4 separate regions of the Mus musculus genome follow, and regions 1, 2 and 3 are each linked to region 4. A link is a loop called in an ENCODE intact Hi-C map of the cell type or tissue named here. Cell type or tissue: heart. All regions are shown on one strand. Region 1 has its middle 4.1 kb from the start of Gm40685. Region 2 overlaps Rhobtb1 (Rho-related BTB domain containing 1). Region 3 overlaps Rhobtb1 (Rho-related BTB domain containing 1). Region 4 holds the start of A930033H14Rik (RIKEN cDNA A930033H14 gene).

Region 1 (8,000 bases), 96 kb before region 4:
CTGAATGGCCCTAGCAGAACCCCTGGGACAAAAGGAATTGTTGCTTGGGGGCGGGGGGACGAGGAGGGAGGTGACTAAATAAATTGCAGTAGAAAGATGTATGAGAGGGCTGGAGAGATGGCTCAGCAGTTAAGAGCACTGACTGCTCTTCTGAAGATCCTGAGTTCAAATCCCAGCAACTATGTGGTGGCTCATGACCACCCGTCTGAAGACAGCTACAGTGTACTTAGATATATAGAAATAAATAAATCTTTAGGCCGGAGTGAGCGACCTTCATTCCCAGCAACCATCAGTACAGCTACAGTGTACTTAGATACATAAAATAAATAGATAAATCATTTTTTTAAAAAGGTCGTTAGACTCCCGTATTCCTAAGACATGTGACAGTCCCATTTGGAGAAGGTGTGTATCTTAGGGCACACGTGTCAATGTGTAAAACCACAATAGTGTGGTTTTGTAGGTATCTGAGGCTTAGTACCAAGGTGGGATGGAAATAGGGCTAGACATAGCAGTGGGCATCCTGGTGACTTTCTTTGCTCTCCGACCCGTTTTCTGCTTCTGTTTCTATGCTTTAAATGAACTCACTTGATGGGGCTGTTACAGACCAGGATAGCATTTCAAAGCCTGTTCTCACAGGGCACAGAGAGAAGGCAGTGGAAGGGTCTTCTTTTACCCTGAGGTTAAGGGACAACGTTGGCCTCAGGAACTTGGGGCCAGAAAGGAACCTTCTTGTAGCTCAATGCTAAAAGCAACTCCTGGGAAACCAGTAACCCCACCTGTCCCCAGATGACCTGGGTTAGCCCTGCTTTTCCCTTATGAGCAGCGGCTGCCACATGTTTTTTCGAGTTTTTTTTTTTTTTTTCTTTTTCTTTGGTCAAACATGCTCCAAACGCTCTATAAAGGTGTCTGTCCTCAAGGGGTGGGGTTCCCCTTTGTCCTACTAAGGCAGACGCCTTCTCTCGGGGGTAAGGGTAGTCTGTACTATCCACTTGGCTGGGTAGCCTGTCCCGTTACTGTTGAAGAAACTGTCAAGCAACCGATTTCTCACTGAGAAAGAACACAATTATTGTTAAGATTTTTTTGTCTGGGGCTGATGATATACTCGGGGGGCTACCCCCCTTTTTTGGCTTTGCATGTATGTGCATGCATATATGTTCAAATGTATGCGAGGGAGCTCATGCAGGTCTACAATTGATGTTGGGTGTCTTTCTCCATCTCCACTTTACTTATTAAAGGCAACGTCTCAGTTGAACCCGGGGAGCTGGAATTGAGCTAGTCTTAGACGGGCATCTCCTGTCTGGGCCTCCTGAGTTCTGGGACATAAGTGGCTGCTGTGCCTGCCCAGCTTTTGTGTGAATCCTGGTCCTCACATTTGCATGCGATGCTAATTTCTGTTGTTCTGATAAAACATTACCAAGTCAACTTACAGAAGCATTTATTTGGGCTGATAGTTCCAGAGGGTCAAAATGTCAGGGACAGCACAGCTGAGGACTCGAATCTTAAACAGCAAGCACAAAGCAGAGATAGCAAACTAGAAGTGGGAAGGGTCTTTATTTTTTTAAATTTATTTATTCCTAATATATCAGCCCCCTCTCCTCCCAGTACCCTCTCAAATGGATCACCCCTTCCCTTCCCCCCTTCTCCTTTGGGAAGGGGAGAGTCCCCTCTGAGTGGCACCCTCACCTCCCTCCCCTGACCCCCCAGCATATCAAGCAGGACTGGGCGCATCCTCTCCCACTGATGCCAGGCAGGCAGCCCAGTTAGGAGGACAGGATCCACAGGCAGGCAGGCAACAGATTCAGGGACAGTCCCTGCTCCAGTTGTTGGGGGACCGGCATGAAGACCAAGTTGCACATCTGCTACATAGTTGCAGGGGGTTTAAGTGCAGCCCATGTTCCTCTTTGGAGCCCTCAAGCGTTCAGGTTAGTTGACTCTGTTGGTCTTCCTGCCGAGTCCTTGGCTTCTCCAGGTCCTCAATCCTTCCCCCAACTCTTCCATAAGACTCCGGAGAGCTCCATCTAACGTTTGGCTGTGGGTCTCAGCATCTGTTTCCATTGGCTGCTGGGTGAAGCCTCTCTGAGGACAGTTATGCTAGGTTCCTTGTCTGAAGATATAACAGAGTATCATTAATGGTGTCAGGGATTGGTGCTTGCCCATGAGATGGGTCTCCAATTTGGGCCAGTCATTGGTTGGCGATTCAAAGATCTGTAAATGCTCAAAGCCCACCTCTGATAAAGTCATTTCTCCTGTGAGGCTGTGCCACTTAAACTTCCTCCAAACAGTGCTACCAAGTTGAGACTAAGGGTTCTATGGGGGACATTTGTCATTTAAACCACCACACATAGAAAGCACCTTGTCTACTGAGTCAATTCACCAGAGATAGAGAGATGGGAGGAGGGAGGAAGGAGGGACAGGGAGGGGAAGGGAAGGGGAAAGGAAGGAGGGAGGGGGAATGGAGGAAGGGAGGGAGGGAAGGAGAGAGAGAGATAGAGAGAGAGAGAGAGAGAAGGCAAGGAGCCTATATTTATTTATACTCACTCCTCCGGTCATGCTGACCTGAAATGGGAACTGAGTGGAAACCATGAGACAAATATATAAACTAAGTGGCTTAGGCTCAAACTTCTCTGACCCCCAACAGCACATAAATCACAGACCTCAGCTGACTGACTCAGCAGGTCTGCTCGAGGCCTGAGAGCCAGGACTTGAGGCAAGCTTTCTGCTCCTCAGAACACGCTTTGGGGAAGTGAGGAATTAGGAGATGGGGGCGGGGAGGGGCATAGTAGAAACTTCCGGGTAATGGACCATCCATTGCTGGCCCATCTGTTTCCAGCCAGTAACATTTGGAAAGCTATGGGACATGGTGGAAAGAGATGAGGATTTTTCGTGGTGTCTGTCTGCATGGCTGAATCTCAAAGAGCCGTTATTGATCTTGGACAAGATAGAAGGCTTGGAAGGGTTTGGTTCCACTTGTTCAGCTTTGTCTTCAGCCTAGGGGCGATGCGCCTCATCTGTGCTTAAGATGTGTATAGACTGTCAGTGTAGAAATGGCTCCTAACCAACCCTTCTGGCTAGGCTGAGGGATGCCTTGTCAGAAGTAGCAAGGCTTGCAGGACCAGATCTGTAGCTGGAGTCAGGCTCAACACTGGATCCTCTGCGTATTTATTCCCTGACCCTTGCTCAGAAGAAGGTTGGTTTTCTAGTCCCATACTCTTTGATATTTAAAGTCAGGATGATCAACCTGCAGTATCTTCACTATCCGGTCCTGGAAGTTGTCTTCCTCTCCATCCCGGCCTTCCAAAATGTAGGTTTTAGTAGGTTCCAAATGTGGGCATGTGAGAAGCACTACCCTTCACGGGTGCCAAGCAGATCATTGAAATGAATGCTTGGGTGGTGAGTTCCGAGTATACCATAAATATTAACTCTATCCTCCACCAGAGAGGGCACTACATACACTTCTCTTGCCTTATCTGAATCAAAAACACCCTCTGGTATTCATGATGGTGACAGGCACCCTATCATGTAAGTTTTCACTCCATCTGGCCAGCTGGAAGGTCACTAGATGCTCTTTCTCAGGCTCAGTAGACACACAGGCATAGCCAACCTTTTGCTTCCACACCAGGACACTTTTGGTTACAAAGTTCACACTCAAGAACTATGGAGTTGGGGGCTGGAGAGATGGCTCAGTGGTTAAGAGCACTGATTGCTCTTCCGAAGGTCCTGAGTTCCAATCCCAGCAACCACATGGTGGCTCACAACCATCTGTAATGAGATCTGATGCCTTCTTCTGGTGTGTCTGAAGACAGCTTCCGTGTACTTACATATAATAAAAAAATTTAAAAAAAGAAGAACTATGCAATTGAGAAACTAGAAAAAGTTACACACACAAAAATTTCAATATTTTAAGTAACTTTTAAATGTTGCCTTGGACTGGGGATTGGACTTGTGTATTTTATTGCAAAACCCACCTCCTTTCCAGGACACCCCACATGTTTTTGAGTAAATAAAGTCCCTGGGGAGAGGCACTCATTGCAGAGGCTTCAAGGCCTAAACAGATTCCATTTCTGACCCACAGTGAGTATTTCCAGAGTTGGGAGCTGACCAGAGCAGACTTGACCAATAGTCTGTGGAGTGTTACTCCCCAGTGTTGGGAGCTGATGGTCTTCTGGGAATGTGTGGAAGAGTGTCTCCATTTGCTATGGGTTCCTCTCGAAACTCATCTTGGAACATCTTTTTGTTGTTGTTGTTTCTTTTGTTTTTGTTTTTTTCCCAGACAGGGTTTCTCTGTGTAGCCCTGGCTGTCCTGGAACTCACTCTGTAGACCAGGCTGGCCTCAAACTCAGAAATCCACCTGCCTCTGCCTTCCAAATGCTGGGAATAAAGGTGTGTGCTACCACTGCTCGGTTATGGAATGTCTTGCTTTCCAAGGAAACATAGCAGGGGGACCCAGTATCCCGCACTCCCTAGCCCCGTGTGATGCCCAAACCAGGGCAGACTCCTCAGTAAATAAACAGAAGCGCTCAGGCATGCAAGCCAGTGGCATCAAAGCTGCAGTGCACCGAGAACACTGGAATGAACATCAGAGAGTGCAGACAACCCTGGAAAAAGCTTTCCCTCTTGTGATTCCCAAGAAGGCAAGGCGACTCTGGCAGATCTGCTCTCATACCAGCAGGGGGCGACAAGGACTCCACAGACACCAAGGGAGTCCTTGAGTGTGGCTTCTCAGGGGACAGTGATCTCAGCTAGCCAAGGGGCTTGCAGGGAGAAGGACCTTCAGGATTACTTAAGGAGGGACTTTCCTGCAGGTAGATTACTTGTGTAAACAGTTTTTCTTAAAAAGAAAATACCACAGACTCCTGGGCCGCCCCTTCTCGTCAATGATTCTGACTTGGGGAATCTGTAGTTTTCAACATTCCTTGGGTGACTCTAATTTTGAAAGGTTTAGAGGGAGTGACATCTTGCTTCCTCAGAAACGATCAGAAACGAGGACAGAGGCTGTGACCTTTAGTGACCATTTTTTGGAAGACTCAAAGTCATCACGGTCTGGCTTTCATAGCTTACTTCCCAGTAGTCCCTAGGGACAGGGATAGTGTGATGCCTGGGGCCGTGACTGGACCTTCTTTCTGCCCCTAGTAAGGCAGGGTTCGAACGCCCCTGACTAACATCCCACAGACCTAGTCGAGCTGCTTATCCATCTCAACTGGGAGCCTGGGTTATCTCACTCTATGCTACATGCTTTGATGACCTCATAATTCACACAGCGTGGTTTTGGGTGGAAATGAGACCAGCTTCTCTCTTGCTCATTGTGCCTGGAGCCTGGGACCGTTATACAAAGCCAAATCCAAGTGTCTTTGGGTGAAGGAAACTGACTCAGCCCAGGAGAGATGCTCTGTAAGAGGTGGTATCAAACGAACTCTACTACATTTTATCCAGGGAAGATACAGGTCTCTGAAGCTGGGCTCCATGCTGCATTGCTGTGAGGCCTCTTTCTGAACTCGGTGTACCAAACTGCACCCAAAACAGAGAAGCCAGGCCCCACTTAGCTCACATTTTCTTTTTACTACTGGTGCCTGCGGGCTCTGTGGCGCCGCCTCGTGGCTGGAGGGTATAATAGCACGATCGGACCTTCGGCTTAAACTGCTTATTCGGATATCATGAGCACACATCTTGTCTACGTTTCCCTATTTGTTTCTGTGTCCCAGGCCGAAAAGCTGTGAGCAACCAGATTTACAGGCTCAGGATTGTATCCGGGAGGAGGAGCCTGAGTAACTTTCTCCCACCCTCGGTCACCGTGATGGACGGCTTTGATCTCTCTGCCTCTGATCCTGATCTCTGAGCCCCCAGCCTGTTCTGTGTCCTACAGGCTCAAATTGATAACCCAAGTGAGTGGCGGGTTCCAGGATGAAGGTCCCTTCCGCTATTCTAATTTTTGCATTTACAACCCAGACACTGGAGGGCAAGGCAGGAGGTTTTCTGTAGTTAACCTCTTTCAAACAGCCTTCAAAATGGGTGAGTAAAGAAATATCCAACACCAACTGGCGTGTGGGAACTCTCCAAATCTGCCAAGCCCATGTGGGCCTGACTTAAGGCTCATCTCCTGGTAACTGCAGATGCAGTGAACTTTGGATGACTCCAGAATCCCATCCCGGGTTAAACTTTAGCCAGCCGTCAGGGTGGTAATTCGATGCACCCTCTGTTAAAAGGACCCTGAAACCTAACGCAGAGCCTCTGCGTACAGCGATAAGAGGCTTTGGAGGTGAGAGGGAAGGCATGTAGGCAAAGGATTCCAGTTGACAAGAGGAGTGCTTATCAGTAAGGAGAAGGGCACCAGGGTAGATTGCACTCAGAAATACCTGAAATTGTGTGACACAAGCCAAAGAAACTAGCCTTGAACTCAGAAGCCCTGAGCTGGCTCTGTCTAGCCTGGGGGTGGGGGAGGGGAAGTCTATATTTTATATGGATCTTGGGATCCTTGGAAGTCAATGCAGGGGGCACGTGGTGGTGGTGGTGGGGACAAGTCCCTAAGTTAGTTCAGGGCCCCACCTTGATACTAATCCTTTGAGTTAGAGAGTCTCCCTGGGTCTGCTCTCTCTAACACAAAGCTTGAGAGTGAGTTTTAGTTTTTAGACAGACTTGATTTCTAATCCTAACTCAGCCACTTTCTGTCTTAGTTAGGATTTTACAGCTGTGACCAGACACTATGACCGAGGTAATGCTTATAAAAACAACATTTACTTGGGGCTGGCTTACAGGTTCAGAGGTTCAGTTTATTATCATCCAGGCAGGCATGGTACAGGAGGAGCTGAGAGTTCTATTCTACATCTTCATCTGCAGGTTGCTAGGAGAATACTGGCTTTCAGGCAGCTAGGATGAGGGTCTTAAAGCCCATGCCCACAGAGATACACTTCCACCAACAGGCCACGCCCATTTCATCAGGCTACACCCACTCCAACAAGGCCACACCTCCAAACAGTGCCCCTCCTTGGGCCAAGCCTAGTCAAACCACTACACTTACTAATGCATGGGCCTTGCCTGTTATTTTACTCATTGTGATTCAGTACGGGACTCAAGTCAAGGGACAAAGGACTTGCTTTTTTCATGGGTTCCGGGGTCAAGCCCATGGTAGCTTGATCTCTTGGGCTCTGTAGAGCATCCTGATGGTAGGAGCCTGAGGTGATGGATAGCAAGCAAGGAGAATGTGTGCAGGCCCCAAGGCCATGCCCCTAGTGACTTACTTCTGCCTGACCCTCAGTTCTTTTCACACATCTCAACATTACCTCCAAACATCCGGGATCAATCCATTCTCTAGTCCAGAGCCCTCAGGACCCCTCTCGGACACCCCCAGAAGTGTGCTTCATTAACCCCCAGGTGGTTCTGTTGCTTGAGCCAATCAATTTGACGATCAAAATCACCCAGTGTTCTTGGGTAATTACCCACAGTGCTAGTATGAAGGTATTCCAGGTAGGAGGGCTGTCAGGACAGTTCTGGACTCTTGGAAAGAGAGGAACAAAGGATGCTTTGTGCTAGGGGAATGGCTAAGAGTCAGCTTGCTACCCCCCCCCCCCCACACACACACATCTTACCCTTCCAATCCCCTACTTGCCACCCTGGCTCATACTTTGCCTGCTCCACCAAACGGTTGGCTGCCTGAATGTTGCTTGTTTTCTTTAAGGATTTATTTACTTATTATATGTAAGTACACTGTACCTGTCTTCAGGCACACCAGAAGAGGGCGTCAGATCTCGTTATGGATGGTTATGAGTCACCATGTGGTTGCTGGGATTTGAACTGAGACCTTCAGAACAGCAGTCAGTGCTCCTAACGGCCAAGTCATCTCTACAGCCCTTCTTGTAACTTTGACCTAGACAGTGCATCTGGCTCTCCTTGTGCTTCCTCCAGGCAGAGGAGGGGCTGAGAATCCCCAGGTCAACTGATACTCTAGGAGGAGGCAAGGAGCAGGGTGAGAGAGGGCTCTACCATGGTCTACTCTAGGACAGCATCGT
Region 2 (8,000 bases), 50 kb before region 4:
ACAGTTAAAATAATATTTGAAACCAGGGCTGGATATTAAACCCATCTATATGAGTCATGCAGACAGCCTGCTAAGCCCCCCACATTCCAGCCCCAACACTGTCACGAGGCTCTTTTTCACATCTCACTGTGGAATCTGGATGCGCCCAGGATCCTCCGTGAAGTGTGTCCCCCCCCACCCAGCCCCACAGAGATGGTCACCCAGAGTAGTTCAGTCCTTGAATTCCCAACATGCCGGAACTATTTCTGCTCTCGAGAAATAGTTGCAAGATGAGAGGAAACGATAAAGACTACCTTTCACCCACTTAATAAAACACAAAAGGCGAAGATGACCCGACCCAATGAGAGAAGCAAACAGCTGGTGAGGAGGTCCACGGTATTTGCCGCAAGGCGCCAGCAAATACAAAGAAGGATGTCGGCCCTTCTTGCCCACGCACACAGATCCAAAGCACAACCCCTTTCTTATCTGCTTCCAAACAGAGACAAAACCTGACTTGGCAGGACTTTGGACTTTTTTTTTTTTTTCTTTTTCAAAACTAGGTGTAAAGAAAGCGAAGTAGATTGAGGGCCGATAAGGTCAGACAATACTGGAAGCGGCCCCCTCCCAAGTTACAGGTGATCCACAACGGTCCGTGGGAAAAAGAATCAAGAAAGGAAAGTCTTCCGCTGAAAACCGAAGACAGGAGCTTCTATTTGGACACTATAAGCTATCGGTCTAGAAGTCAAAGAATGTTGTGTAAGACAGGCTGTTCAGATATGGTGCTTGATGGTGGGTGGCAGGCAAGGGTACGTTAAAATGTGCTGACTGACGATTCTTTTTTAATATTATTATTTTTTTTTTTTAAGAACAGCCAGGCAGGGGAATTGAGAACAAGAAAGGTTATTCTCAGGGAGTCGAGGCTTTCTTACTAATAGACTCATGGCTTTATGAGATGTTAATTTATGGCCTTTGTAGTTTATGTAATGGGAAGAATCAAGTCTATGAATTAAAAACCTTCTTAAATCATTAATGAGCCCTTCTTCCTACATATCAATGGGGGCCAACAAATATATGCAGGCAGTCGTAAAAGTTCTAAAAATAATCATTTGCGATGCAGGGCTCGGCGGGGTACTTTCATTAAAAGTGATTTTCAAGTTGAGTCTTTCCGTGTGTGTATTTGCCCACGCCGGGGGAGTGGGGGTGGGTGGGGGGACTGCACTAGACATAGCAAACGCAAAAGTCCTAAGAATAAGATGTTCTCAAATTACACAAGGAAAGCCAGGACTCAACGCAGATTAATGTATTGCTCTGCATGTTTAGGATAATCTCAAGTATCCTAATTGAGTAAATAAAGATGGTATCAATGGTTTCTGGATGCCAATATGTGCAGAAATACATGTAAATATATAAATGGAAAGGAGAGGCAGCTTGTCTTTGACATTCTGATTTAACTACTCAGTCTTACTTCCAATCAGCATAAATAACAGTATCCAGTAACATGGAGAATGTTTTGAATATTAGAAAAAAACTTAAAAAAAAAACAGGCTTAGCTTTCTGTTATTCATCTTCCTGTTTATGTCGGGTATCTAATGAAGTCTGGTTTTGTCCTGGATCATAAAATAAAGTCACCACAGAATATTCAGCATACTGAGAATAACGTGTGGTTCAGCATCTCAGACACAGAATAAAGCAAATGCATCCATTGTCAAAATTGAGGGATCCTTTGTGTGTGTGTGTGTATGTGTGTGTGTGTGTGTGTGTGTGTATGTATCTATCTATCTATCTGTTGTGTATTTATTATAATTGGAGCCATCAATTTCCACGTTAGGGCATGCAGCTGTGAGGAGAGTCATCCTAAGAACTTCATTTCTGTGGCAGACATGTAACTAAACATCAACTCTACCACCTCATTTTCATGAGGTAGCAAAGTGAGGTTTTGAGATCCCAGCTGGCTTGGTTGCCAAGGTAACCGTAAGACCACTCATGCCATGAAACACATAGGAGTTACTATCCAGATGACCCAACAGTCAAGCTCAGACAGGACCTGGAGTGGGGGTGGGGGATGGGATGGTAGCAGACAGATGGAATCTTCTGATAGCAGCACAATTCTGCAACACAATGCAGGTCCAGAGGCACCAGTGTCTTACCATGTCACTCTGGCATCTAAATGTATGAAATCTGTGGGGGAACTGGGGAGAAGATCCAGTGTTCTGAAGATATGTTGCCTCAAAATTGAAGAGTAATTTGAATAGGGAACAACACTATCATTGATGTTAAATTAAAATAACCCAGTGAATCAAAATTTTTATGTGTATTTTAGGATAAAGTTTTTCTTTTCTCTTTTCTTCTTGCCTGACTGCTATATGAAATCTATTCCCATTATTTCACACTGAAGTCAGTTAAAAGCGAGATTAAGCTTTAACTACTCACTCGCTTGTGTTTAACCCAAGTTGATCTAAATACAAACACGGGGTGTGTGCTCTCAGCAGAATTTTCTCGGAAGGTCTTCTTGTCCAATGGACAAATTCCAACAGAGGCTGAGAATAGAGGTCAGGCAGATGGGGCTGTGGACAGAGATGCCTCTAGCGCCTCTTCCCAAAAAACCCCTCTCCTAACTGGCAATATGTCAGCATTCTCTGTGGTCTAAGCACCCACTGAAGTCAAGTCACTATTTAGATAATACCATTTATTCCTTCGAGATTCCCAGTCCCCTCCCCCATTTTTTTTAACCTAGTTCAAGAAGGCAGGAGATGGGCAGCTAAGAATATTTCCAGTTTTGGGCAGGATTCCAAGGAGTTTAGAGATATGCATTCCTGCATGGGGGCTGCACAGTGTCTGACATAAACCCGTATTTTAAAATGCCTCCCTACAGAAGATAAAGAGGAGAGAGAGAGCTTCTAGAAGTTCTGTCTCCGTGACTCTGTTACTGTTTTGTTCTGTTTTGTTTTGTTTCAGTTTGGAGAGTGGGTTTAAAAATAATTGCGGAGGGTGTGAGGTTCGCAGACTTGGCGGAGTGGGTTGTCTGGAAATGACCTCAGGGTCTATTTCAGTTATAGAAAGAATGGTAGGACTTAAATGGAATTCTCCAGCTTACCTGGGGTTGGAAACCCCGGGAATTCGTAGACAAAGCCCTGGGTGTACTGAGCTTTAAACTCCCAAATTTGAGTAGTGAGAAGATGCGGGGGGGGGGGGGTTCAATATGTATTGTATGATTTCTATTTTGAAAATTATGACTGGGATAAGTGGGCTTATTAAACAAAGTCAGAAACACACACACACTCAGAGGGTAGGAATACATCCTTCTGTTCATTGGCACACTGAATGTGTGTGTGTGGTGTGTGTGTGTGTGTGTGTGTATTGGTGTGTTTAAGGGGAAAAAAAAAACAATTTCTTGTTCCTAAAAAAGAAATATCAGCATATTTCTCTTGGGCACTAGCACATCCAATAATGTCCACAAGGTAATATTGTGATTGTTTTCATTCCAAATTGGTCTGAAGTCAATGTTAGAGCGATCGGGTGTGTCTAGCCTCAGAAAAGAGAGATGGGAATGGGAGAGGGACCAAGTTACTGAAGACTGTAGGGGCTGAGGTCAACCTTGGTTGTCTCTGTTTGTACATTAAATAAATCCATATATAACGTTTCCCCAGTTTTCCTTTGGGGGAAACACTGCTAGAGATTCCTGGGGAAAGTGTGCAAGCATGTAAAGCCCGGGCTAATCTTTGTTGAAGAATTAAAGAAATCCGAGGAAAGCTACCCTTTCCACATGCCTTGTCTGGAGCCAGACTCAACAGCAGACTCAAAAGCTGCTTTTATAAGTATAGGGAAGTGGTGGGAACAGACTGGAGAAGCTACCAGAAGCTTAAAGGCAGTGGCTGTTAGGAATGCAATTTCTAAGTCCTTTCCTATCACAGAGGGCTCCCCATCTCTGGTGGGCCCATCAGCCTTGTCACAGGTGTCACGCTGAGGGGACTCTGGGCCTGGGTTTCCTTATCCAGTTAAGTGAAAGAAAACTCCCCCCGTCCCCCAACGTCTTTTATCTAAAAACATCATGTCAGACCTATTTGACAGGTAAGGCAAACAAAAGCACTTTCCTCCAGGCATCCAGGATGTAGGGAGTCAGTAGGGTGGCCACATGCCCTTCTCCAGTGTGCTCAGCTCAGGGTGGATCTTGTGCAAGACTAACATTCAAACTTTAGAAGAAGCCCCATGCCGTATTTTCCTAAGTTCTGTATTGGACATCCATCTTCTCATTGTCTATATATTTTCTTGAGACTTTTTACTCTGTGTTCAGTATAAGCTACCATTGCTTCTACCTACTTAACATTTCTAGGAGGGACCTCCTCCCCACCCCCGTGACCTTTACACAGGTAGGGGTCATAGTCATAGCCAAACAGGCTTTCTTTGCCAGGATATAGGAATCTGCCTCTATCCAAGATTGAAGCAAGGAGATCCTGACTTCCACTCATGGGCCTTTGAGCTCCTGTTCCCCACCGATAACTGAGGTAGGTTCTTTCCAGCAAAATTTCCGAACCATTCACATTGACCACACACCTCTCATGCATTATACTTTGACAGTGTTATGCAAACAGACACATTTTTGGGACAGCGCAGGGAACATGGTGGAGGGTTTGGAGCATGTGGCCCTGGGTTTTAGTAGGGGTGCAGCCTGGGTATATGAGATGCGGAGGGAGTTGTCAGAGATGGTGCACACGACGGGGCTGGAGATGGATGGCTGAGGAAGCTTGAACTCATGGAGGATGGACAGGCCTGTTGGGGGGGCGGGGGGAGCGCCTGGTTGGGGGATCTGGGGAGAGCAGGGCTGAACCATGCAGGGCCCCAGATGTGAGCGGAGAAATCAAGCCAATACTTTACCAAGAGCAGTGAAGCTTCTTTAAGTACAGATGTTATGTGGGGGAAACTGTCAAAACATCCTGAAATATATCCAGATTTGGGAGCAATTAGCATGCGTGGACTACTTCTTCTTCCGAGACTGTCAATGCAGTTTTACCAGGACGTGACTGTTGTTAAATTGGCTCCCTCCACCCAACAGAAATTTGGCTAAAACAAGGCATGCTCTTAAGAGTGGGCAAGTAGCATCCATAGCCCACCAGTGTTACCAGGGACTGCAGACAACGGTAGAGTTTCAAAGATGGCCAGTTCCTCCACCCTCGTACACATGGTACATCAGTCAATGGCCATACCAACCAAAGTGACCACTATTATCACAGTTAATCTTGATCACGACTGAGGATTTAGAACAGCCTGCAGCACACACCTTTAGCTGTGCCAAATGTAATTGAGGAAAATACGTAATAAAAATAAATAAATAAATGGTAAAAAAAAAATAAAGAGTAGGTCTCTGAGTTTAATTCGGGGAAGGCCCACCCTGAATATGGATGGGGACTGGGGCCCCAAACCAAATAAACCAGAGAAAACGAGCTGAACACCAGCATTCATCTCTGTCACCTGACTGTAGACATTCTTGTCGCCACAGTTTGAGCTGCCGCAAAGCTGCCACGGTGGACTGTGTCTCCAGACTGTGAGCCCAAACAGGCCCTTCCTCTGTTAAGTTAGTTTCTGTCAGTAGTTTTGTCGATGCAGAGAGAAAGAGGCGAATGCAGCTACCATCGATCAGACCCCTGTCCCCTCGCCCCCACGACTTGTTCTACAGAGGTGGTCTTACACTTCACGCAGTCATTACCAGAAGCAGAATGAGTGAAAAACCCATCAGCCTATTACAACAAATGGTCTCAGCAGCTTCACTTAATGCCTGGCCGACAGACCAAAACAACCAAACCAAACCAAACCAAACCAAACCAAACCAAACCAAACCAAACCAAACCAAACCAAAATCCCCCTTGATTGGCAGGGGGAGGGAAGCCTAAGCAATGGCGTCTCCCAACCCCCAACTGTTTTGCTCTCCGGTCTCCTTTTCTGTTCCTCAAAGCTAAAACCCAGAGAAGCATGCTTCCTGTGCCGGGCGGAAAGGTCAGCAGCAGATCCAGGAAGTCCTCTGTGTCCTTGGCTGTGCTGGTGGGAAGTGTCTGGGATTAACGGCCAGAACTCTTAGGAGGTGAAACTGTCAACCAGCCACCTTTTCTGAGCATTGATACAAAAGCGAGATTTTTGCCTCGGTTTCTCAGCAATCCTCTTGAGTCTGTGAGGTCCACGGGGCTTGCTTGGTGCCTCATCCTGTGTCCGTGGGCAGTTATCTCACCATCCCTTCCATACATAGCAGTGGGTGACAGCCCACTGCATACCAGGCTCTCTTGGAGACATTGGGGACAACTGTCCTGGCTGTCTATCTTCTATCTATCTATCTATCTATCTATCTATCTATCTATCTATCTATCTATCTATCTATTTATTTCATGGATAGGCACAGCTAGAAACAGAGAACTGGATGCTAGGTAAAGAGCCAATCAGAGCATGGAACAGAGAAAAGGGGGCGGGGGCAGAGCTGCTCAAGGTGAGATCTTTGGGGAGGGTCTCTCTGGGGTTGATGGTCCAGAAATAACTGAAGGAAGGGAGGGGCCACACATGCCGCTGTGGGTACAGAAGAGTTCAAAGCCACAGCTAGGGCAAAGATGAGGCCCCAAGGCAGGATACTCCCCTGAGGAAAGAGACACATTGCTAGTGTACAGTGGGGAGGAGGAAGACAGAGAGGAAGCAGACCACAGAGAGGCTGAGGTGGGAGGACTCTTAGGGGTGGGTGGCTTTGACTTTTGCGGAGTTGGTGGAGTATACTTTCTAGTTGAATGAGCTAATCTCATTGTTAGGATAGTTATCTGATTAAACAGGTGATGGAGTGCCCAAGGGCCAGGGGTCAGGAAGGGAAAGTACAAGGAAAAATCAGGGGACTGGAGAAGAGGCAGAACCCAAGGTCGGTGGTGACATCCTTGCTTGGCCTTGGGAGGAGAACACAGTGCAGGTGATATGGGGGACTGCAGAAGGTTGTGCCGACATGGCTTGCATGGTCAGGTCCAGGATGGGGCCAAGTGGCACAAAAATATGCCTGGCTTTTACTCAGCAGGCTTACCATAGCACTGTTATAATGTGTGCTGCTAACTGTTCACAGTGCAAGGAGCTAGCCCATTTTCAGGATTCCCCACACCGTGTTTACTAGATTGATTTTTTTTATCTCATTAAAAGGCCTGTGAGGTACCCAAGAACACATTACTACGGGTACACAGATGTCTGCAGACGTTGAGTCTAAAAGAAATGAAACTAGGCTAATGAAGTCAGGCAGGGGATCGGCTGGAGTTTTTGTAAGGAATGAGAACAGAATGTGAGTCGCTACAATTTGTCAGATTATTGTTCCTGGAAGCCCGCCATGGGATGTCTTGGGGACATGAGCAGAGGTTAGCCAGTTAATACGCTTTCTTAAAAATTACTTGAATTCGTCTGATAAATCCGTTGGCTGCTTTCCTAACTCCGGAGGAACAATGGCTGCTTCCAGGAGTGAGATTCTCTCCAGAAGCCAAAGAAATACAAAGAAAGGGAGCAGGTTGTTTTTTGGATTAATTTTAGATTACAACTAGATTAAGGCTCAGGGATGCCCTCAATTACAAAGACTGTCTTGCTTTTAAACACACACAAACACACATACACATACATCATTACAGACAGACCATCTTGCTTTTAAACACACACAAACACACATACACATACATTACAGACAGACCATCTTGCTTTTAAACACACATATTCAAACACACACACCACAGGCAGACATACAACACACACAGACAGGCACACACACATATACCACATGTAGACAGCCAGAGAGACAGACACACAAAAACCACACATACCACAGACAGGCACACACAAATATACACAACCACATGCCACACACACACACACACACACAAAACATACACAGACATAGGCACACACTCAGACACAGACACACACACACATACAAGTAGATGAGTCTGAAGCCAGTGCAGTAGATTTAAGAGACAATTTCCTATTTTCTCTATTTTATTTCTCTTCCTACAGCCTAGACATGTGTCCTT
Region 3 (8,000 bases), 65 kb before region 4:
CTGGGTTTAATGCCTGAAGAGTAACACACTCGTTTAGATCTATGACTTCAGTATAGTGGAGAATTTTATTTTATTTTTCTAATTGTGATGTTTCAAATCCTTTCTTTTAAACTGGGGAAGAAACACGAATAGAAGGGAATTTTATTTCTAGGTAGGTAATTTGTGTGTACGGGGGCAGAGAAATCAATCTTATACCTGAAGTCATCACTAGAAGGTATAGTATATATGTATATGTGTGTGTGTTTATGTGTATGTATATATGTATGTGTGTATGTGTGTGTTTATGTGTATGTATATATGTATGTGTGTGTTTATGTGTATGTATATATGTATGTATGTGTGTGTGTTTATGTGTATGTATATATGTATGTATGTGTTTATGTGTATGTGTATGTGTGTGTTTATGTGTATGTATATATGTATGTGTGTGTGTGTGCTTATGTGTATGTATATATGTATGTGTGTATGTGTGTGTTTATGTGTATGTATATATGTATGTGTGTGTATGTGTGTGTTTATGTGTATGTGTATATATGTGTGTGTGTATGTGTGTGTACATGTATGTGTGTGTGTATGTATATGTATGTGTGTGTACATGTATGTGTATATGTATGTGTGTGTATATGTATGTGTGTGTGTATGTGTGTGTATATGTAAGAAGCCAACTTTGAATAGGAAGGCTTGTTCTCTAACTCATTTTATCAGCTCAGTTCTTCAGCCAGTTCTTACTGAAAGCCAATGTGCATAGACAATTCTCCCAGTGCAGGAGGAAGGCCAGCAAATATGACAGTGTGTCTCTACTTTCCCTGGAAACAAGCGAGTACAGGGGATTAGCACCTGGACTGCTAACTGACATCTCTAGGGAAGCACAAGTCTGAATGTTTTCAAATGAGGGATTTAAATGCATATATTCCACCCAGACCTGCTCCTTTTTACCAATCTATAAGCTATAGAAAAGACTCCTGAGGTTAAGTCAGATCCCAACCCCCCACTGCTTGAAATGAACTTGACAGTGTCAGAACATTTTCAAAAATAGTTTAAAGAGAAAGGAGACTTCTCAAAACCAAATATGTGATGCTCACTGCGCGCCACCCAGTGTTCAGATTTTGTGGTCTGCCTAAGACTCAGCATGCGTGCGGTGTGTACCTCCAAAGCCAGGCTGGGCATTGATGTTTTCATTGCCTAGCAGGGCCTATCGCAGAGGAGCATAGGAGATACTTGTGTCCAGTTTGGGCTGACGGAAGGGGCTGGCTTTGACAGCCGCCAGCATGCCTATTCTATTCAGATGTAAATCAGAGTCTGACCCTCAGCAAGCTTAGTTTTGCTTAGGTGTCATTTCAATCAGTGTGGCTATTGGACACAAAAGTCACCGGACTTACCTACGAGAGCAACCAAGTGTGTCAGGCAAAATCTGTTTGCCAAGGCAATTAACTCCAGGGGGTCCAGGTCCAAGTTGGGTGACAACTGCTTGGTGTAGAGGTATTCCAACACCGCCTGCATCGACATCTTGTTTATATTTGGGAGGTGAACCTGCAACAGTGTAAAGAAGGCTCAGTGCTGCTACGAGAACTGGGGGCTCGTACAGGACATGGGGGAACTGAGGGCTCAAATGGGACGTGGGAGACCTGGGGGGTTCATACGGGGCATGGGGGCTGCACACCTTCAGGCTAAGGGTCTTAGAAACATCCCAACCACATGACCTAGCACCTGGCAACTGCAGGCACACCGTTCTGAGGCTGTGCAGAGAGCGCCTGCCGTTAGTATTTATGGCTGTAAACATTAACAGTTTGATTTGTAGGTGACAAAGAGTGTTGCTACCTGTCAGAGCCCGGAGCGGAGTTTTTTAAATGGCTATCTGGGCATATAAATCAGACAAACGGGTCGTAAATGTGTTATTACATTATTGGCCCTCCCTGTCAAGAAGCTGAGGGTACTCTGTTGTGGAGGGAGACATCTGGCAATGTGACAGACGTGAGTTGCTGCTAGCCACGTGGTTGCAGACATGACAGAATCCCACTCTCAGGTGGCCAAACAGGCAGAATGACCACACCAGCTGCCACGGTGACAGGCTGGGTTCCAGCAACCCATCAGCATCTCTCAGTACTTTGTCTATACTTCAGTTCTTTCTCCCACAACCACAGGAGCCCAGAACTACACATATATCATTGGGTCTCAGCAGACCCAGAGTAGCCAAAGGCCTCTGCTGTGGTACATGTGGGGACTCTGTTTTAGTTGGGTGCAGGGCATGACCCCTTGCAAAAGCCTCTTTCCGGGGTGTCTAGAGCTATTGTTATATAACACGTTACACTTTCAAGGAATGACCTGAGGTTTAAGTCCTAGATGGAGGAGGTGGGGGATCTGTTTCAGTTCTTCACTAACTCCATGTGGTGGTTTAAATAAAAGTCACCTCCATAGGCCCGTGAGGAGTGGCACACTAGGAGGTGTGGCTTTCCTGGAGGAAGTGTTGTCACTGTGGGTGGGCTTTGAGATTTAGGAGCTCAAGCCAGTCCTAATATCGCTCTCTGTTCCTGTTGCCTGAGGATCCAGATGTAGAATTATCGTTTCTTTTTCCAGCACCAGGTCTGTCTGGATGCTGCCACCATGACACATCTCTGAAGTGCAAGCCAGCCCCAATTAAATGTTTCCTTTATAAAGAATTGCCTTGGTCATGGTCATGGGGTCTCTTCACAGCAACAAAACCCTAAGACACTCCACGAGGCGGGGACGGACACGGTATAGAATGGCGTCCTTGTTTTTCTGACTGGAGTGTTACTTTAATAGAAGCTTTTGTGCGCAGCTTTCCACACACCCTGTCTAATTTGATCCTTCCATCTGTCCCAGGAAGAAGAGACTATTAATTTTGCTATTTAATGGACAAGGACACAGCAGTCAAGGAGGCTGAGTTTCATGTCCAAGGTTGGAGGGTTTGTCAGCAGGGACTGGGACTTGAGCCCAAGGAGTGCATTTCTGAAGTTCCTAGGCTGAAATGCTTTGTAGACTGGGTCCTTATGGCAACACTTTGGTTGCAGAGCAAGAAAGCCTCTAATTTCATAAATAGTTCTGCGAGCTAGAGTTCCAGTTTGAAAGATTGAACCATTATAGACTTCTTAACTATGGCAGTTAACAAAACAGAATAAAGCATATAAAATACATCACCCCTCAAAAATACGTACGTACGTACGTACGTATGTATGTATGTATGTATGTATGTATGTATGTATAGTGTGTGGTTGCATCTCTCTATATTCATGATTATATCTGTGCCTTTCCTATACACACTCATGTAAAGAGGGGCTGCTGAGGATGACCCTGTACACACACACACACACACACACACACACACACACACACACACACATTTTATGTGAGCTCGAGGGTGAGTTCACTGAGGCCAGGCTTTGGAATCTCTAAAATTGCCTTAGAACAAAGCTATTGCCACTGTTGATGTTATTCTCGTGGGCAGTCAGTCACCAGCCATGTCCGAGAAGGAATACACTTCCAGGTATAGTTATTTCTGTAACATGTCATGGGGAAGATTTGGAACGAGCTCTTAGAAACAGTAGGCAGTGTTTTATCCCCTGCTCTCAGACACAGACGTGGAAAACAATGATTCCCTGAATAAGCTCCTGGGTCATTAGCACCAACTGTCATTTCAAGTCCTTGGTCTGACCCCTGTGATGACGGAATGTGAGGAGTCAAAGCTGATATTATAATCCTAGACTAGCGCGGAGCTAAGATGGCCACTTGCTGCTGACAGCTCCACCTCTCCTGTCCCTTCAGTTTCCAGGACAGACTGGAACAACACATACTGGTTCACCTGTCCCCTGCAGATGTCGTAACACCCCTCATTCCCTGTAGCTGTCACACTGGCAATAAGCTCTATCATTGTGCATCTTAACTGGGCACACTGTGTGTTTGCTTATACACACGTATATACATAAAGGTATATGCATTCGTACTGTGCTGGTAACAGATCGACAGGAGCCACAGCATAAACGCGTGGCGAGCGCTCATCTCTAGAACAGTGTTTGGGTTCCTGGGGATTCCTTTAGGTACTTGAGTGCTAAGGTGCACAACTTTCAAATTTAACCCATTCATAGTAAAAGCATTCACGTTTTACAAAAACGCTAAGAGCTTTAATTGCAGATGTTGGGCAGAGAGTGTCTGCTGTCTCAGCTGTTGATGGGGGGGTTCTTTTCTTTCAGAAATGGAGGTGTGCAGTGTGTCTTTGAAGGGACAGGGTAAGAGTATGTAGGCTGGCCCAGAAGTATGTCATGAAGTGTGCCTGTGGGCACACGGGTTAAGTACCCTGTGGTGGCCCTTATCCATGCTAACGTTACTTCTTCACTGAGGCCAGGCTCTGGAATCTCTAAAATTGCCTTAGCTGTGTTTGCTAACTAAGAGCACTTTTGGACAAAAAGACCACTGAAAATACAGATTTGATAGGCATTTCCTAAGTAGAAAGGAGTTGATTCTGGGAACAGGGAATGAGAGTCTAGTGAGCACTGCCCTGGTCCCCTGCATCCTCAGAACTGCTCTGATGTGTGTAATCTCCAGCAACCACCTGTTTCCCTTTCGATGGTATGATGTCAACACCTTTGAAGTGATGACTCATACTGGCAGGTCTTCTTAGGGACCCTTAGGAGTCACTAGGAATGAGAAACACCAAACCCTTTCATAACATGTGTTTCCACCTCGCAGCTGATTGCTTATTAAACAAAACAAAACAAATCCTGTTTCTGTGATCTCCACGCTTATAATTAGCTATGTAACAATAGGGAGGACCTGCTCATAGTCCTTGAAAACAACCCGTACAGAGCCACAAGAGATGGGACATAGCTGTCCACACCCTACCTACCCAAGGCAACACCACAAAACAGTGATGCGACCAAAACACAAAAGAACTGCACCCTCATCGGGACCCTGTGTTCCTCTTCAGTTGGTTTAACATTGGCATTGCGAAGACTGGGGCTGTCATTACAGACATTCTCACATAGAATGAGTAAGTATTCCAGAGCTAGCCCACTGCTTACTGTAACCCGGCATGCATTTGAAATGGATGGCTTGCTGGGTCCCTCAGTGGGAAGGAATGAGGCTTACTGCTACACTAAAACTAATGAAGGAAAAACAAAAAGGTAAAAAAAGGTAAAAAAAAAAAAAAACCAAAACAAACAAACAAAAAAAACCAACTAACCAACCAACCAACCAAAAAAAAAAAAAAAAAAAAACCCAAACAAAACCAAAAAATGGTAAAATAGAAATGTCTTCTATATTAAGGGATAAAATGGAAAGTGGCTCTCGTGGCACGCTGTCCTCTTTTCTACATATGTGTGTATAAAGTTCCTCTCTGGACCCTGAAAAAAAAAAAAGAAGTGGGCTGACTTTCAGCGGGTAAGTCAGACTTCCCCAGGACAAAACAGACTTAAAATGATGATCTAGAATAACTGGGAAGATGGTTTCCACAATCAAGAGCACCGGCTGCTCTAAACAGAGGACCGGAGTTCGATTGCCAGCACCCACACAACGGCTGGCACCAGTCTGCAACTCCAGTCCTACGGGATCTAACCTAGACATCCCATGCAGGTAAAACAGCCATATACAAAAAAGGTGAAAATAAATCTAGAAAAAAAAATAAAGAAACCTTTAAAAGGTGACTTAGAAAGGCTAATGTCCAATAATAAGTATAGAGCCAAGTCCTTCCTGGAAGACGTGGTGAGCATTTCACTTCACGCGTGAGACTCAGTTCTCTGTGTAACCAAGGCTGCCTCCCTGTCTTTGATTAGAAGATGAGCTGGCAGCTTCTCCAGAGCCCATTACAGGAGGAGCCCCCTTACCCCACAGTGAGAGAACTTAAGGGTAGTGACAACATTTGCTGGGCACTGCATATGCTCCAGGCATGGCATGCACACTTCCATGTTTAGCCTGCTCTTGGGAGCACTCTCTCTTGCCATTCTTGTCTAATAGATGAAGGAGGTTTAGAGAAGGCTGGCTGCTGGCCCAGGTCACAGTCACACTGAGATAAAAAGTCCATGAACACCTCTTATGGTCTCTTAGAAACAGTGAAAAGAGGCAGGGTTGGGGTGGGGTGGAAATGTCAATGGTGTTGTTAGGGATCATGAGATTTTGGTGACATGGGGTTGTGATCTGCCCCCCCCCCCCATGTACCCTCCCCCCCTGCCCAGGGGCAGTAATCTCTGCCCTGTGCTAAGTTTTAGCTTCAATCCTCAGAGGGGAGAGTGAGGGCTGAGTCCTTCTAGAACCCCGTTGAACAGGTGGCTGCTTTTCCTGCCTGGGCCACTCACCACATAAGGCATGTGTGCACTCCCATGTGTGCTGCTAGGTTTTGCTTTGGTCACCTCCACTGCACATGCTAATCTGGAGCGATTAGAGTCCCTTCTGTGAGGGATAAAGGGGATTAGCGTCCCTCTCCTTGGGTCAGCGCAGACACTGTTGCTCTGTGACTGGGGTCTTGACCTTGATCATCAGGCTTTACTTAGCAAAACAACACCGTAAGCTGGTGTGGAGGGGCTAGAAGGATAAGGGGCCTACATCAGAAAATGCCAGTCACCTCAGGTTAGGTGGAGGGGGAGGTACCCCAATCTTTCCTGTAAGAAGGCTAGACTCCAGTCAGCATCCATGCTGACCAAGACTATGGTGAATAGCATGGACTAAGTGCTCAGGAATTACTTGGGGGGGGAGGTCACAGGGCCCCTTCTCTGGGTAGCTTCCATGCAATTGAATACCCATACCTTGGAGCACACATGAGGGAGACTTAGCAAAAGCTGCAGGGCTGTTTTCTGGGGTCTGATTCGGCAGCAGCTGTGGTTTGTTCTGGAAAAAGGAAGAGGATGGCCCAGTGACCTTCTCAGCTTCCGCCATTCCTGGCTTGTGACTCTAGGATTCTGTTTCCCTACTTGGAGAGGGAAATGTGGGCTCCTGGGGTACTGCGGGAGTCCTCCATGCTCCCCCCAGGAGCACCCCTTTTAAAAAGTTAGCCTTTGTTTTCAGTATTCCTTTTGAAAAGTTGGAAGAGATGCTGAAATAAGCAGCCCAGCCCTTAAGGACAATAAACTTGATGGGGTGTCCCCTGGGTTAGTGTGTGTGTGTGTGTGTGTGTGTGTGTGTATGTGTGTGTGTGTGTGTGTGTGTGTGTGTGTGTGTGCGCGCGCGCGTGCGTGGGAAGATGCTAAGGAATACTGCAAGACTCAACAGAAGTCCTCGCCCCACCTATACTTTGTTAGAAGTGTTTGAATGGAATTATTATTTTTTTCCAGCAGTGTTTGTAGAAAGATGAAGACAGTGTTTTTTTTTTTGTTTTTGTTTTTGTTTTTTTTTTTTGTTTTTTTTACAAGAATCCCTGAGACAATCTAAAAAAGTCTTTTTTGGGGGGAGGGGGTAGGACCAATCTGCTTTTGCTGGACCCGTGCACTTTGAAAAGGGTGTCCAGTGCAGTGAACACTCACCCGTTTCCTTACACACACACACACATGCACATACACTCAGACACACTCACATACATAAACCCTACTCCTAGCCCACCAGCAAGGTGGAAAAATTCGGGTTTAGCCTCCAGGGCTGTGGCTCACCACTGGACCTCAGGGATCACTAGGTGTATGGGCCAGGTTGCAGACGACATGCCCAAGGCTGAAAGACTGGGTTGGGGAAGGTCTCCTGCCTGGTTAAGGATGATGCTGGTCCTCCATTGACTAAGGATATGTTTACTTCCCCAGACTTCTAGAAGACAGGCTCTTATACTTGCTTTTGATAGTATCTCGTCTGTGGCCGTGAGCTAGGAAGTATGACTGGCCACGACTCTTTAGCAGAAGAAAGGTGTGACAATGCACCCTGGTGCTCTCATGTGAGTGGCCGACCACCTACCATCCCTCATGACTGCAGACACAGCAAGTGTCTACACAGCAAGTCTTGAGCTGAAGAGCAGCCCGCAGAACTCTTTCATGAAAGCTGGCAAAGGGGAACCATCTGGGCTACTTAAAACCTGG
Region 4 (8,000 bases):
CACTACTAGTCTATGAAATCTCCTGAAGGCTAAGATGAAGATGAGTCAAATCTCCATTACCGACTACACTCAGATGCCCAGGACCCTCAACTGTCTACTACCATTTTGATTTTCTCCTTAGAATGACCCACAGGAAGGAGAGACGGGGCACACAAGATTCATTTTAAGGTTCTTTTCTTTGAAGAGAAAATAGACTGATTTCAACAAACAATGGATTCAAACCATATAAAACAGCAAAACCCGATTCTTTCGAGACAAAACGACTAAGAAACCTGCTCTAGAACATATCTCAGCATCAGAGGCTACAATACTCATCTGTGCTTGTGGGCATGCGCAGAGCTACTGACCTCGCTCCCGGGAAGTGAAGAACAGGAGTTCCTGCGCACAGCTGGTCTTACCTAGAGAATAGAGAGAAATACTGTTAAAATCCCTCTGCCTGCCACCAGCCCACAGGAACTCTTTTTTTTTCTCTAACATACTTTGTATCTTTCTCCACAGGCGAGGATGGGCAGAGTCTGACTAACTTTGGTTTATGCTCTGTGTACACTGGTATTTCTTTGGGTCAAGTATCTCCTGAAATAGCTATGTTAGCATTTTATAGCATTCGAAGAAGTATATTTCTGAGCATTTGGGGATGATACAGAAAAAGCACTTAGCCACAAATGGATGGTAAGCACAGTGAAAACTCACTGGTTTTCTCAAATAGACAAGGGAGTGGGAGATTTTCTTAAAAAAAATTGTCATTTTAAAACACCATCTTAACCCCAACACAATGAATTCTGGTTTCTTCTGTTATTATTATTATTATTAATTATTTTCTTTTTCTGTAGAAGTAATAAGTCGGTAACATCAACCAGGCTACTTGTGTGCATCCTTGTGAGCATACATAACCCTGTACCTTGGGATGCCCGTGACCTTCACAACTTTGGAACATAGAGACTGTTGATAGAGATGGGCTAAAGCCTCCCACCATGGGAAGGAATGGATCAAACCCAGACCCCCATTGATTTTCAAATATGATCCAGGAGTCTCATCAAGAATCTTGTTTAATATGATAATTGACTGCTTGCTTCCCCTGTGGGGACAACACTCAGATGTTACTGACAGTCCAAAGATTGAGTTTGTCTAATGGGAACCACTGGTTCTCATAGGCGTCCCAAAGATCACTGAAGATGAAATAATACACTGAGTCTCAAAAGAGTGTTTAAAAGTGAACTTATGAGCCTGTTGGTGGCTTATTATCTGCCCTTGGCCAAGCTGAATGCCTCTGGAAGCATGGCATGGTTTGGAGTCTCTTGTATGTTTTTATGGCAGGTAGCACAACCTACAGAGAACCTCATGCTGAAACCCCAGGCTGAGTATTCAGTAGTTTCCCCAAAAGCACAGACCAGGGAGATTCAGTCAGGATGTCTCCTCTGCTTGCTACTATCTAGCGTTTCCCAGCTTTCTGTAACTTATCAAGCTTAATGCATGCCTCCACCCCCAATGCCCCAGCATATGTGTACAGGCAGTCCCAAAGGCGCAGCTCTTGTGCTGACGTGCAAAGCCAACTCAGAACCCTGTGCTTGGCTCTCCCTCCTAACTTTTCTGGCTTGTCTGAGTCTAAATATTGACTTTGCTCCTCCGTTGAGTAGTTTGATATGGGATGGAAACCCCACGGCCAACAGTGGAATCAAATGTTATATATACATTTTTTACACAGTCTTGCCTTCCTTCCACTTTTTTGGGGGTGGGTGTGAGTGTGGATCTCTTCTGTGTCTCTCCCCCTACCCCCTGGCTGTGAACCTAGCTGAACACTTAAGTTGAGGTGTGTGCAAGCCCCTCACAAGGCAGCGTGTATTGTTGGCACAGCAACTCACAACAGACTCCCTAGACACAGGGCTAGGGGGGAGGGGAGGGAGAGGGGCGTCATCGTGCATCCAAAGACACTGCTTGGGGCAGGGCAAACACCCAAGGGCTCAGAGCACCCTGCTTCTCGCGTCCCAAGTTCCCCACCAGAGTCCTTCGAGGAAAAGGCGCCTTTCCCCGGGGGCGCGGCAGCACCCGGCCCTGGTGCAACCGGACTGCTAAGGTGCCTGTTGTACGTGTTGTCTGCCGCTACAAGTTAGGGGTGCGGCCGGGGCGGGTGCTCTTCCACATCTCTTCAGCTCACTCCTCTGGGAGGGGACTGTCCCCCCGCATCCCTTCAGCTCACTCTCGCAAACGTTGCTGGGGGAGGGTGGGAACATGGGCCGGGGTCCCCACCTGCCACCCGCGAGGCAATCGGGAGCTGGTGAGGGTGCTCCGCTGCTCACTGGGACACTCAGCACGACACAGCCACCTACCCTGCAGCCGAGCGAGACCTGGCTCCCTCCGCCGCTCAGCAGCGGCCCCCGCCGCGCGCGCTCGCGGGGACGCCGGGACCCTGCGCACCGCGCGCCACCCGCCCGGCGTGGCACAAAGGCAGCATGGCCCAGCCGCACCCGGCCGCGTCCGCGTCCCGGCGCAGGCCACGGGACTCGTCCCCAGGTCGCTGTCGCCGCCAGCCCTGCCCTCCTCCCGCCCCCTTTCCTGGCCAGGCGGGGCACCGGGCGGAACCCTGCGCCCGGGCACGGAGCGAGCAAAGCGGTGGCGGCCTCCGATCGCTCTCTCTCTCTCCACCGTGACGTGAGCAGCCTTGGCGGCTATTTATAACCACACGATTGGATTTCATTCATGAAACCAGGGCCTGGTGTGTCTGAGCTGTGGGACGCGAGGTGGCGAAGGTGCTGCGGCTGCACGCACACCGGAGGGGCCTGGGCTCCAGGGCCGGGATCAGCGTGCGTCCCGCTACCCCGGGGACCCGGCCTTAAGCCAAGCGGAGATCAGAGCAGGGCAGGGTGTGTGCGAGCTGTCCCCGCGCCCCCTCCCCGCAGCATCCCACCCACTCCCGAACATCCGCTGGCCCTCAGTCCTGGGCTCAGGAAAAGTAAGTTGGGCCACTAACCGGCTGGGCAGCATAGCTTTCTTCCCCCTAGGAACTGACCGGCCGCGGACTCCGAGGGAGGACATTGGCTTTTGTTTCAAAACCGAGCCCAGCTGCTGACTAAGCGCTGCGCTGGCCCAGCCTCCTCCCCTGGGCGCTGCACGTGCGGGCTGGCTCTCCCCCTCCTGGTCACCTTCCCCTGCACCGGGCTCAAGGGGTCCCGGCAGGGGGCGGGGGGGGGGGACGCCCAGCTTTTCCCCCCACCCGGTCCTCCCCACCCCCACCTCCCACCCCGAAATCAGCTGTTTTAGAGAGGCTGGGGGGCGGGGGGGGGGAGCTGAAACTGATTTCGGCCTCTTCTGGGTCTGCAGGAAATCTTGGAAGGGAAAACCAGTTTCGGGGACACTGTGGACTTTCAAGCCGATTGTGAGTTCTGGGGGCAGAGTTCTGGTTACTTTTCACGGATCCGCAGAAGAACTGCCTAGGTGCCTAGGGGTGTCTGGCATCACGCGATGCTCTAAGGAGGTGACAGGGAACTGCAACTAACTTGGCTCCTGTCCGCAGGGAACTTTCAGTCCGCCTTCTCAACTGCCTGTTAGACTGGGCTGTGTAATCCGCTCACTCTAGTCCTGCAACGAGACGAGACAGCTGGCGGATTAGGATGTGAATGCCTTCAACTAGGGATGTGCTACGTTTATAAAACCCTTCTAAAGGCTGACATGGAGCACACAAAAAATGGCCACGCTACATCCTTGGCCTCCATCAGTTCTTAGCTAAGGCCTTGCCAGCATCTCGAAAGGGTGGGAAAGATAGATAGCCGTATTTTACTGTGAGGACGGTTACTTAGGGCTATCCTTCAACTTCCCTTAAAAAAATGAATAGCAAACAAAACCCTCTCTCACAGTAACGCCTCCGTCCCTCCTTTTCAGGAAACCACATTTGGTTTTCTTAGATGGACTTCTCTTCCTCCCCAGGATCTCTGGTTTCCAGTCTCTTTGGCAATTTCCTGCCCCTCCCTTAGATCCTCCCATAGCTGGTCTCCAACTCTCGCTATGTTGCCAAGGCTGGCCTTGAACTCCTGCAACCTCGGCCTTGCAGGTTTGTACCACCAACAGGCTAAGCAAACGAAATGTTTTTAAATAAGAAAATGTTGTGCAGGCAACCTGCGGTATTTAAGCAATCCTTAATGTACTGTTGTGGTTGGAGATGGGGTCATCAAGGCCATAACCTTTTGATGCTAGCAAGAGAAGGAAGGAAGAAGTCAAATTCCCGTGTCTGAGGAGTTCAAGGTGGATCGTGACTGAATATGGTCATTTGCTTGGCAAGGGGTAGACTCCCCTCAGCCTGCTTTAAAAGGACACCATGTTGAAAGACTCAATCAATAGATACTCTCTCCAGGAATATATTAGGGAAAGTTAATTAACCCCGTTGTTGCTAACTAGCTACTTCTCGGCAAGTCAGTTCTTTTCAAACTACCTTGGGGCACCGAGGAATAGAACAGTAACTAAGAAATGGGAACTTAGAAACTAAGAAATATGTATTGTGGCCCCAAGTGCAGCGGGGAATGGCTTTCCTCTCTTTTTTTTCCTTAAGATTATTATACCACCACAACTGATGAGGCAGGCCATTGGAACCATTTTACAGATGGGGTAACTGAGGCAAGGGCAATTTGCATTTTTTCAGTATTGTTAGTGGTTGACTTTTGTGCCCCAGGGTCATCGAGGGCTGGCTTTATTTTATCACTAACCTTTGTTGTAACATCCGGTCCCCTTCAGGTGTCTTTCACTTCCTCAGTCACACATTCAAAAGATGAACCTGCCATAACTTTCGAAAAATGCCAGGCATAATGGCATGCCCCTGTGGTTCCCCCACACTGCCAGAGGTAGAGACAGCAGGATGCCTGGGGCTCACTGGTTCTAAAGCCTCTCTGATTCAGTGGCCCCTAGTTCCTGTGGGGGAGGGGGGAAGGGACAGATCCTAAGGAACAACCCCAAGGTTGACCTCTGAACTCCACAAGTACGTGCACAGGCGAGTGCCACCCTTTACCACCCCTCCCCCCACATGGCAGCATATGCACACACCTGCACATATTTCTGAAGCATCAGAGAGGTTGTAAGAGTAGAAAGACACCTAGTACTGTGCATACTCTTGGGGTGCCTGACCATCTCCTGAGCCCCCCCCCCCCCCCCCGACCATCCTTGTAGAGTGGATAAGGAATGCCTACTAGCCATTTTGCTACCATTTTTGACCTCATGGCATACCTAAACTTGAGGGGGAACTGATCTGGAGAACTTCCAGGAAAATAAATTGCTACTAATGGAGATTTCAGAGACAGCAGAAGAAAAAAAAAAATTACTGGAACTTTGTACCAAGCAAGGACAGGGATGTCAAGAAGACACTGCCATCGACATGCGGGGCCCATGGTGCCCCAAACTTCACACACGGGACCTCTGATTCATGAAGGTGGGAGGAGTGGGCATACAGCATGGACCGTGACCGCCGGCAGAAAAGAGGGGATAAAAGCAAAGCGGATAGCGCAGCTTCACGCAAGAGCTCAGCTGTGCTCCAGCCCACCAAAGAACCAGCCTTCCTGCTCGCTAACACAATCTGCATCATTCACCTGAGATATACAAGGACTGGAGGCCTCACTGGGAATTAGCCAACATTTCTCTCTCAACACAAATTTTCTTGCACAATGGTGATGTTAAACTTGTTATGGTAGGTATTTTAACCAATGATGTTGCCCTTCACACACACACACACATACACACACACACAGCCAAAATAAATAAAATAAAATAAAATAAAATAAAAACACCCCCTCCACCAACACCAAATCAAAACAACACCAACAACCAAAACCATCCCAGACTGGCCACCTCACACGTGCATGCTGATGCACATACATACACAATAATTATAACTTAAAAATTTAAATACCAGAATTTACATATAGAAGTGTTCTTTAATTACCAATAAACTCACTCACTACTGAGTCCTTGGTGTTTGTAATTCCCCTGAAGCCATTAACTATCACCTTCCTGCCCCCATTTCTAGACTTTTATCCTGGTGAGACCTATTACTGGAAATATCAGTATGTAAATTTTTAGATTGAATTTTTCTCTGCACACACTGCCTTTGAGATCATCTGTAGCAGTAGCTCATTTTTTTTTCGTTGCTAAGTGTCCATTATATGGACCTAGCAGGGTGTGTTCATTCACCCATGGAATGCCATTCAAATATTGTCAATATTTTGCCACAGTGGAAAAACACTCCATAAACATTGGTACACAAATGTTTTGTGTGTGAATGTTTTTTCCTTTATGATGAATGTTCAAGAATGCCAAGTTCCAAATCAAATGCTAACTAAGCTGTTGGACTGTTTAGTTTCAGAGTGATTGCACGTTTCACCTCCCTACCAATAATATTTAGCATCCTCACTTTTTTTTCTTCTTTTGGTTTGTTATTTACAAAATTACTGTTCAACACTAATGAAGAGAACTATCTCACCGTGGCTTTGATTTGCATTTCCCTAATGACCAATTCTGTCAAAACATCTCTTCCTAGGCTAACTGACCACCCTTAACTACTAATCGCTAAAAGAGATGTTCTTGGTTTTTGTTATTTTATAGATAGGTTGTCTTGCTATTGCATATTCTTAATTTTTGTTTTTTTAAATAGTTTTTCCCTTTTAAAAAATTAGATATTTTCTTTATTTACATTTCAAATGTTATCCCCTTTCCTGTTTTCCCCTCTGAAAACCCCTTATCCCATCCTCCCTCATATGCGTGCTTATGTGCAGCTGCCTAGGTGTATGTGCACAGAAGTGCAGGTGCTTGCAGAAGCCACAAGAGGGAGTCAGAGACCAGTAGCTGGAGTTTGAAGGTGGTCGAGAGATGCCAACGTGGGTTCTGGGATCTGATCTCTGATCCTCTGCAAGAGGTGCAAGACTTACAGCTGTCAGCCAACTCTCTAGAACTTATTGTTGAATTAAAAAAAGTTCTGGGGTCATAATCTTCAAATTGCAAATTAAATATGCAGTACCCCCAGGAAAACTCTATCATCAACTTAATTACGAGTGCTCAGTGCTTCTATTGCCTGAAGCTTTTTCCAGTATATCCGTGGTTATGGGAAGTTACTCACATAAAATTCCCACGGAGAGTTTTCTCAGTCATGTGGTGTTAAGTCCTCTTTGGAGCGGTCTATAACCGACAGCCGGAGGAGCCAACGCCCCACCCTCCTGCGCAGGCGCAAAAGACCTCCCCCAGTGATTGATGCAACAGCTGTGGACCAGTGGCTTGGGCCATTGGGGTGTAGCAGAGACAGCTGCCACTTCCCACCCTTTGGTCTGGCATGCCAGATCTAATGCTAGGTTGGTGAATGGATGTCAGGTGCTAGGGAGCCATTTCAGTCATAGGGAGTGGGGACACGAGAAAATAAGCTGGCGGATGGGCCTGCTTTAAAGAACAGCTGCATTTGGTCAAAAGGTTTATTGAAAAGCAGCTGTTGGGTGAGATCGCTGGGGTGACACAGCCGCTGTTGCAATGGCCAAGGACTTTGTGGCACTTAAGGGATGTTGTGGCCAGTGGCACGTGGAGATGCTGCCTCCACCGACTGACTGGCTCCAAAGACCTGTTCCGGGCTCCAGAGCTGGGATAGGGCAGGGCACGGGGTTTAATCAGCCTTCACAAGCAGCTTTGTCTAAGCCACCCTGAATGCCAACCTTTCAGGAGCCATAGGATTGATCTGAACTGCTCCACTCAGAGGCCTTCTCTCTGGTTAGTGACAAGGGACAGAGACATGTGTCTTTGCGCTTCCATAATGCCGTGTGTTGATGGCCAAAAGAGAAAATGACCTCTTGGGACCCTGTTTCTGCAGATACTCCAACGTGGGAGCAACATTTCTACAAGTTGTTCTAGCTAGACAAGCAGGGACAGGTATTTCCCAGCTTCCTTTCTTGGGGGCCATTTCCCCAACTTTTGTATGGTTGATATGTCTGCCATATGAAATGATCCTGTCACTAGCACCATTGTGAGGTTTTGTATGGGGCTGCATT

What was found. A loop is a pair of places that touch in the nucleus more often than their neighbours do. Peaks named below come from ENCODE experiments on the same cell type or tissue, not always from the same donor. Only the 100,000 strongest peaks of a DNase experiment are listed, where the experiment ranks them.
Region 1: it touches region 4 in a loop (4-fold over the local background); 6 of 42 quality-filtered maps call a loop at or near these places.
Region 2: it touches region 4 in a loop (5-fold over the local background); 9 of 42 quality-filtered maps call a loop at or near these places.
Region 3: it touches region 4 in a loop (4-fold over the local background); 4 of 42 quality-filtered maps call a loop at or near these places.

Annotation. Positions count from the first base shown.
Region 1 is chr10:69,303,990-69,311,989 of GRCm38, reverse strand. No RefSeq gene overlaps it. Among named protein-coding and RNA genes, the nearest start is that of Gm40685, 4.1 kb to the left of the region's middle. In heart, CTCF peaks have their summits at 3,644, 3,846, 4,671 (motif pointing right) and 5,598 (motif pointing left); DNase peaks (open chromatin) are centred at 2,739 and 4,609.
Region 2 is chr10:69,258,097-69,266,096 of GRCm38, reverse strand. The region is part of intron 4 of Rhobtb1 (Rho-related BTB domain containing 1); the gene reads right to left. Among named protein-coding and RNA genes, the nearest start is that of Rhobtb1, 49 kb to the right of the region's middle. In heart, no CTCF peak of the experiment used is centred here; DNase peaks (open chromatin) are centred at 405, 5,956, 6,736 and 7,306; H3K27ac peaks cover 5,209 bases.
Region 3 is chr10:69,272,875-69,280,874 of GRCm38, reverse strand. Rhobtb1 (Rho-related BTB domain containing 1) reads right to left here. Exons shown (of 11, transcript NM_001252637.1): 8 at 1,380-1,530. Among named protein-coding and RNA genes, the nearest start is that of Gm40685, 35 kb to the left of the region's middle. In heart, no CTCF peak of the experiment used is centred here; DNase peaks (open chromatin) are centred at 3,744, 4,594 and 5,974; H3K27ac peaks cover 2,018 bases.
Region 4 is chr10:69,207,700-69,215,699 of GRCm38, reverse strand. It overlaps A930033H14Rik (RIKEN cDNA A930033H14 gene), which reads left to right and starts at 2,602. Exons shown (of 2, transcript NM_001331193.1): 1 at 2,602-2,947; 2 at 3,316-5,938. The coding sequence starts at 2,695. The coding sequence ends at 3,374. Rhobtb1 (Rho-related BTB domain containing 1) reads right to left here and starts at 2,506. Exons shown (of 11, transcript NM_001252637.1): 1 at 2,325-2,506; 2 at 348-398. In heart, CTCF peaks have their summits at 3,124 and 6,795 (motif pointing right); DNase peaks (open chromatin) are centred at 2,559, 3,029, 3,919, 7,199 and 2 weaker places; H3K4me3 peaks cover 3,146 bases; H3K27ac peaks cover 3,200 bases.